Regions from separate parts of the Homo sapiens genome. Here region 2 is linked to region 1. A link is a contact called in ENCODE Hi-C data. All regions are on one chromosome and are shown on one strand. Each heading gives the region's core, a stretch centred on a gene start or an enhancer-like site at or near the end of the contact. The rest is flanking DNA. Distances are from core to core; before and after follow the strand shown.

Region 1 (3,541 bases), core at 593-3,092:
TTTTTATCTAATATGTATATACACATATTGTCTTTTAATTTTTTCTTATAAACTGGATTTTTTTTATTTTGCTAAATCGACCTTCAGAATGTGTGCTTGTGATATTTGTAGGAATATAAACATGAATCAATATAAGTAGGCATTTGTGGTTTTTTCTGTTATCTCTTATTTTGTGCATTTAAAGTTTTTAATCTACATTCCATAACGAACTTATTTCTGTGACATAAAAATCTAGCCAGATTTCTCCAAATAGTTAGCAGGCACTTCATTTATGAGTAATTCATCTTTTCCTACTAATATGAAATGTCACCATTATCCAATTCTATTAGATTGGTGCAAAGGCAATTGCAGTTTTCGCCATTACTTGTAATTGCGGCAAAAACCGCAATTGCTTTTGCACCAACCTAATAAATTCTTACACATATTGGTGTGTTCCTGGATTTTCTAACCTGTTCCATTCACTGATTTGTTGTTTCAGCTGTTAGTAAATAACTTGTGGAAATTAACAGCACATTTTCATATCTAGAAAGGCAAGTCTTTTTTGACTCCATTTCAAAAGTTTTCTTAATGTCGTCACAATAGTAAAAGACAGCATGAGTAATTCAAAAATATTAACACTTTGATAACTTTATTTGGATTATGTAAAATTTATAAACATAGAAAGAGCTCAGAACTTTAGAAAAATGTGTCTTTCTATTCAAGAACACAGACCATCTTCCCACTTCAAAGTTTCCCTCTAAGGTCCCTCAGTGAAAACCAAATTGACATAGGTGTCCATTGATATCAAATAAATATTGGATTTTTATCCAAAGAATTTTTAGTCAGGAAGTTGATATATTATGGAAATGATTTCTCTCATTATGCACCTTTCCATAATGTATGTAACATTATGCTTTAAAACGTGTACATTAAAAATAAAACGCTGTACATGCTGAATTTTATTAGTGAAATCACTTTAAAATGATTTATAAAGAAGCAGCATGGTGAGTGATTGGAAACCAGCTGAAGTTTTGTTTTTGTTTTGCTGCTTGTGAAAATGACCTGGGTGCTCGCCCCTGCCAAGGTTTCCACATCCCAGGTGCGGCTGAGCCTGCCAGGAAAGAAAGTCCAGCCCCTTTGGTGACAGGACTCGCCCCCCTCACCTCTGCACCCCTTTCCGCCACCCCATTCACCCCCACACCTCACCCCCACCTCCAGTCCTCTATCCCATTGAACCCTCACCCCATCTCCCCACCCCACACCCCCTACCCCCCAAGCCTTCATTCCGTCCACCTCAGCCCATTCACACCCCCACCCCATGCACCCCCTACTCCCCACTCCCATCCCCCAACTCACTCCACACCCCGCCACCCCATATACCGCCACTCCCCAGGCCCCGCTCCACTCACTCCCACCCCAGCCAGGCACCCCCTAGCCCCCGTCCATACCCCGAGCCCCGGACCATCCGCCCCGCAGCCCTCAGCCTGGAAAGGGGTACTTCTCCACATCCACAGGCCTCCTCCCGCAGCCCCGGCTCCCGGCCCCCATTACCTTTCCTTCCTGTCTCTCTTATTGATGTCATAACGCGTGAGCAGAACGAACTTCAGTTCCTCCAGATCACGATAGAAGACAGCTCTGTGGATCCCCTTCAGATGATACGGTTTAATGGGGTATTGGGGAAATAAGAAGCCATCCGAGCACAAGCGGTCCCTGAGGGTGGGCCACCTCTTCGGCTCCTTGTCATCCATAATGGTCGGCTGCAAATTGTAGCCTGCAGCCGTATTTCAGCTCGCCTTCGGGGATCGCCGCCTCCGAAGAGCAACAACAGGCAAAGCAGTCTGTCCACGGACCTTCGCACAGACTCTCAGCGCCTCCCGCCTCTCAGCAGAAACGCCCAACAGAAGGGTTAGAACCAGCGAGCACGCGCACCTTAGCCGGCCCTGCCCAACAGGCCCGAGGCAGAGAAACCGCCCTAGCAGCTCTCGCGCGCCCAGTGCAGGCGGCGGTTGCTGCGGAGGTGCCGCGGGAGGGCGGGGCTCCCTGGAGCGCGAGGCGCGCCCTGCCCCAGGGCCTGTTTAACTGTCGCCCGCGCGCTCTTCTCTTCCACAGGCTCCCGACGCTCGGAGCCCCCCGCGCTGGGCCCTCTGCAGCCCAGGGATGGGGTTGAGTGGTGCTTCTCCGCCTAGTGCCACCGCTGGGCCCACAGCCCGACATCGCCACTGCGTCGCCCCCGGGGTCCGCGCTGATGGGTGCGAGGCGGGAGGACGGGATCTGGGGTTGCCACAGCTGCAGCCAGCGCACCACTTGCAGGCGGCACTGCAGCTCGGGCTCCGGCGGGGGCTGGCGGGGCTCCCGTGGGATGGCCTCCTGAGCCCTGAGTGCGCCGCCATCCGGCCGGAGGGTGCGCGCCTCCTGCACCCCCGGCCGAAGCCCATGCCCGGCGCTCCTGCCGCAGACTGCCTGACTTGCCGCGGCCAGGCTGGCCCCGGGGTCCGCGCGGCTGGAGGCGCAGGCCTGGTCGGGGATTCCCAATCCTCGGGGACCCCTGCTCCATGTGCTGGTGGCGGCTGCAGCTGCAGCGCCCGTGGGCTGACGTGGCTTCCCGGAGCTGCGGCCGGCCAGCGCCCAAGGGCCCACAGGCTGCGCTGCCCTTGCCAGCTGCTTCTGACCCGCGCCCGGAGCGCAGGACCTGGCGCTTGGCACTCTGCAGCCACCGGGATGAGGCTGAGCGCCGGTTTTCGGCCTCGTGGCGCCGCTGGGGCCACAGCCTGACTTCACCACCCCGTCGCCCAAGTCCTATGATGGGCAGGTGTGAGGAGGGGCAATCGGGGTTCCCAAGGCTGCTGCCTGCATGCCACTCCGTGAGGAAGTTGAAATACATGGTCTCTAAGATTCCTTCCAGCTCTTCACCTCATGAGACATATAAATCAAGTAACATTCGTTATTGTGATTAGAAAAGCTGCATTTACACACGTTAGCCACTAGATGGGGACGTGCGATTGTTACAATGCTGAAGGTTTCCCGTATTTCTTTATTTTTTATTTGGCCGCTAGAGGGCACGCCTGCACTGCACTTAAAGTTGACTACTTTCAAGGAAAGACAAAGGAATTCTTGGATTTCTCCATTTTCCTCATCACCTGTGCTTATCAGAGAATTCCAGGGGCAAGCTACCCTTTCCAATTCATCACTAACTTATAAACAAAATTCTAAGGAGTAAGGAATGCTTCTTACTTACTTCCTATAACATACGTAAGAATGAACGCTCAAAATAAAAGTAATTTATTTAAAACTTGTGTTGAGTAATTATAACTGCAAAATTTTTGCTCATGTTTTTCATATGCTGTTCATTTGCAAATTATTAGAAATCTACATATTCTGTTCATCTCAGCATTATTTATAACAGGGAAAAATTAGACACTAGCCAAAAATCTAAAAACAGGGAACAGTAAGGAAAAAGCAAATGGTTCTTTAAATCATCATCACTAAAAGTGGTTGTGACTTAAAATAATGACATAAAAGATGCTTCTACGTTGTTGAGTAAAACATCAAGATAAATTTAAAA
Region 2 (3,699 bases), core at 168-2,667, 420 kb after region 1:
CAGGGAAGGTGACCAGAGTCCCATCTCCAGCTCAGCCCAATCTGATTGACTGAACCAGTCACAGTGGCCCCATTCCCCTTGTCCATTGTTGGTTTACAAATGGGCATGTGATGCAGCTCTGGCCAATGAGATGTACAGGAACATTTGCTGGGGGATAGTTTCTTAGTTTCTTTTTCTTTTTTTCTTTTCTTTTCTTTTTTGTTTTTTTAGATGGAGTCTCGCTCTGTCCCCTAGGCTGGAGTGCAGTGGCGCGATCTCGGCTCACTGCAAGCTCTGCCTCCTGGGTTCACGCCATTCTCCTGCCTCAGCCTCCCGAGTAGCTGGGACTACAGGTGCCCGCCACCACGCCCGGCTAATTTTTTATGTTTTTAGTAGAGACGAGGTTTCACCATGTTAGCCAGGATGGTCTCGATCTCCTGACCTTGTGATCTGCCCGCCTAGGCCTCCCAAAGTGCTGGGATTACAGGCATGAGCCACCGCGCCTGGCCGATGGGGGATAGTTTCTTAAAAAAACTCACAGCGAATCTTCCCCGCAGAGCTGGGAGTCTGCGTGGGCCTGCAGCTGCCATCTGGCAGGCATGGGAGGTGGGGCCAGGCTGTATGCTGAGGATGGCTGAGGGGGAAGGACTCTTTTTTCGCTCCTGTTTTTTTAAAGTTGTACATCAATATTTTATAATTGTATAAATTGTTGGAGTACAAAGCGATGTTATGATTTATGATTCTTTTTTTAGAGAGTGGGGGTCTTGCTCGGTTACCCAGGCTGGATTTCAGTGCCATAATCATAGCTCACTGCAGCCTCAAACTCCTGGCCTTAAGCGATCCTCTTGCCTCGCCTCTCAAGTAGGGGGGAGTATAGGCATGTGCCACCACATCTCTACACATTTTTTTGTAGAGATAGGGTCTTACTATATTGCCCAGGCTGGCCTCCAACTTCTGGCTTCAAGTGATCCTCCCGCTTCAGCCTCCCAGAGTGCTGGGATTACAGGCACGAGCCTCTGTGCCCATCCATGATTTATGATTCTTGATGGTACCAAATTGAGCTACTAAAGTAGCTGACCCGGAGTTGCCTTGCCTTGGGGCTGCCTGTGATGTGGGATGACAAAGCCTCCTTGTTTAGGTCATTGGAATTAGGTTTCCTGTTGCTCATGGCTGCAAACATCCTAACAGATATGTGAGGAGACCACCTCCAGCTCACCAAATACACCCCCTCTCCTTTCTTCTCAATAATCAGTGAAATTTGCTATTTCGTGCGCGCTGTGTTCCCTACCGCCGCTTGCTCCTGCTCAGGTGGGGTGAGCCTCCTCCCAGCCAATTACTGGAAATTTCTGCCAAGGGGCATCTTGGAGCCTCTCTCACCCCCGTTCTCACCAAATACAGGCACTTCCTCTGAGAGGACGGCAGAGGGCGCAGATTTAGCTTCTGTCCTGCGAATGAAGCACGCAGTACAAGGTTCCAAACTGCAAGTCAACAGCAAGCACGAAGCAGCCACACTGGAAATGGGGTGCCTCCATCGCCTGGGGCTGTGGGCTGCCATCCTCTGCCAAGCGGATGCTCTGCCACCAGCTCCACTGACATGGGCAAGCCACTTCCTGTCGCCCTGGCCCCCAGCTCCTCATGTGTAAACATGGGGGTTGAATGGGCCTCTTCCAACTAGCTGGGTTTCATCTGTTGGCTGAAAACAACGGTCCCAGTGTGCCAGCCAAAAGCAAGCCTTTCACGCCCAGACTCAGCCTCAGGGACTGCAGGGGCCAGCTCCCCCAGAGGGGCCCGGGGACAATGATGTCAAATCTGTGACATCAACACCCACACAGAAAGGATCCAGTCCTTTCAGCCTCTCAGACTCTCTCAAACTGTAACGAAATGGGTGGGGTTTTTTTTGTTTTGTTTTATTTTTGTTTGTTTGAGACAGAGTCTTGCTCCATTGTCCAGGCTGGAGTGCAATGGCGCGACCTCGGCTCACTGCAACCTCCGCCTTTCGGGTTCAAACGATTATCTTGCCTGAGCCTCCTGAGTAGCTGGGATTACAGGCTCCTGCAACCTTGACTGGCTAGTTTTTGTATGTTAGCCAGGCTGGTCTCAAACTCCTGACCTCAAGTGATCCTCCTGCCTCGGCCTCCCAAAGTGCTGGGATTACAGATGTGAGCCACTGTGCCTGGCCCGAAATGGTTATTTGAAAGGATACAAGGAGTGGCGTAATCACAGAACCAGACCAAACTGAGCCTACTCTGTTGATAAGAGAATGTCAAGTTACCTTGTAGGTATAACCAAGCCAAAACTGCGAGTCATGTAGTCCAGGCACAATAGAAAAAGCTTTGACCTCTAACAACACCGGAACCAATGATTTCTTCCTGCAGAGCCAACAGGACTGGGACATGACCAGAACCTGAACACTGGAACCCTTTCAAAAGGAAGGAGTCTATGGGCCTGGAAGATCTGGGGCTAAAATCTGCCTCAACATACCTTACCACAAATGGTTAAATTTGAAGCCCTCCAATCAGACCCTGCCAAGCCAACATTCCTAAATACTTTCCCTTGCCCTCTGACCCCTTAAAACGTGCCCCACACCCCAAATTGGAGAGAGAAGTTTGAGCTGTGCCTCCTGTCTCCTTGCTGGTCTGCCTCACAATGAAGCTTTTCTTTTCTCAAAGCTGGAGCAGCAGTGTTGGCTTCTGTGCAGTCAGGCAGCAAGCCCATTTGCTCGGTAATAGCTGGAGTGAGAGTACTGAGACAGTAGAGATAAGACTTGGCTTCAGCTCAGCCCCACTACAGCATTCCCACGGATCACAAAACCCACACCACTACCCCACGATGCCATAATGTTTAACCATGCCGCTTACTTAAAGAACTCTGGCCAGGCGCAGTGGCTCACATGTGTAATCCTAGCATTTTGAGAGGCGAGGCAGGCGGATCGCTTGAGTCTGTAAGTTTTAGACCTGCTTGGGCAACATGACAAAACCCCGTCTCTCCAAAAAAATACAAAAATTAGCTGAGCATAGTGACAAACACGTGTAGTCCCAGCTACTCAGGAGTCTGAGGTGGGAGGATCACTTGAGCCCAGGGAGGTCAAGTCTGCAGTGAGTCATGATGGTGCCATTGTACTCCAGCCTGGCAACACAGCAAGACCCTGTCTCAAAAAAAAGAAAAAAAAAAATTCCAGGAACTGGCCTGAGGAGATAACCAAGGTTGCACAGTGTCGCATCCCAGGAAGGAATTCTGAACAATTGATTTAAAGCTTTGTTGCTACCAGCCAGACCACCAGGTGGCCCATTATTATTAATGGGTCATGGTTATCCTGACCATGAAAACCATGGCAATCAAATATGCTGACCTGCACACCCTACCCCTTATGAGGTCTGCCCGGCTCAGCCTGCTCGCCCTACCCCTGATATTAGTTCCTATGCTTTGTCTAATAAAAAAATCTCCACCAGCTCTTTTTGGAGAGTCAGTCAGGAAATTCTCTCTCTCTCTCTCCCTCTCTCTCTCTCTGTCTCTCTCTCTTTCTGTCGCTCTCTCTGCCTTTCTCTCACTGTCTTTCTGTCTCTCTCTGTCTCTGTCCTTCTGTCTCTTTCTCTGTCTTTCTGTCTTTTTCTCTGTCTCTGTCTCTCTCTGTCTCTCACTCTCTGTCTCTCCGTCACTCTCTCTCTCTGTCTCTCTATCACTCTCTCTCTCTCTCTCTCTCTCTCTCTCCTCTCTAGTGCT

The links. A loop is a pair of places that touch in the nucleus more often than their neighbours do. Pooled maps may share reads with other maps.
Region 2: a loop to region 1 is called in a pooled map, with 6 times the contacts of the local background. The contact joins the enhancer-like site here to the promoter of ANKRD36C in region 1. A Hi-C loop is called at or near these places in 8 of 50 pooled maps.

Annotation. Positions count from the first base shown.
Region 1 is chr2:95,989,982-95,993,522 of GRCh38, forward strand. It overlaps ANKRD36C (ankyrin repeat domain 36C), which reads right to left and starts at 1,843. Exons shown (of 88, transcript NM_001393982.1): 1 at 1,531-1,843. The coding sequence starts at 1,727. RefSeq lists silencers at 1,980-2,029, 2,060-2,119, 2,480-2,659.
Region 2 is chr2:96,406,119-96,409,817 of GRCh38, forward strand. No RefSeq gene overlaps it. Among named protein-coding and RNA genes, the nearest start is that of NCAPH, 72 kb to the left of the region's middle. Within about 2 kb of position 1,418, at least 21 of the 41 ENCODE cell types and tissues checked have a DNase peak (open chromatin) inside an H3K27ac peak, as active enhancers do.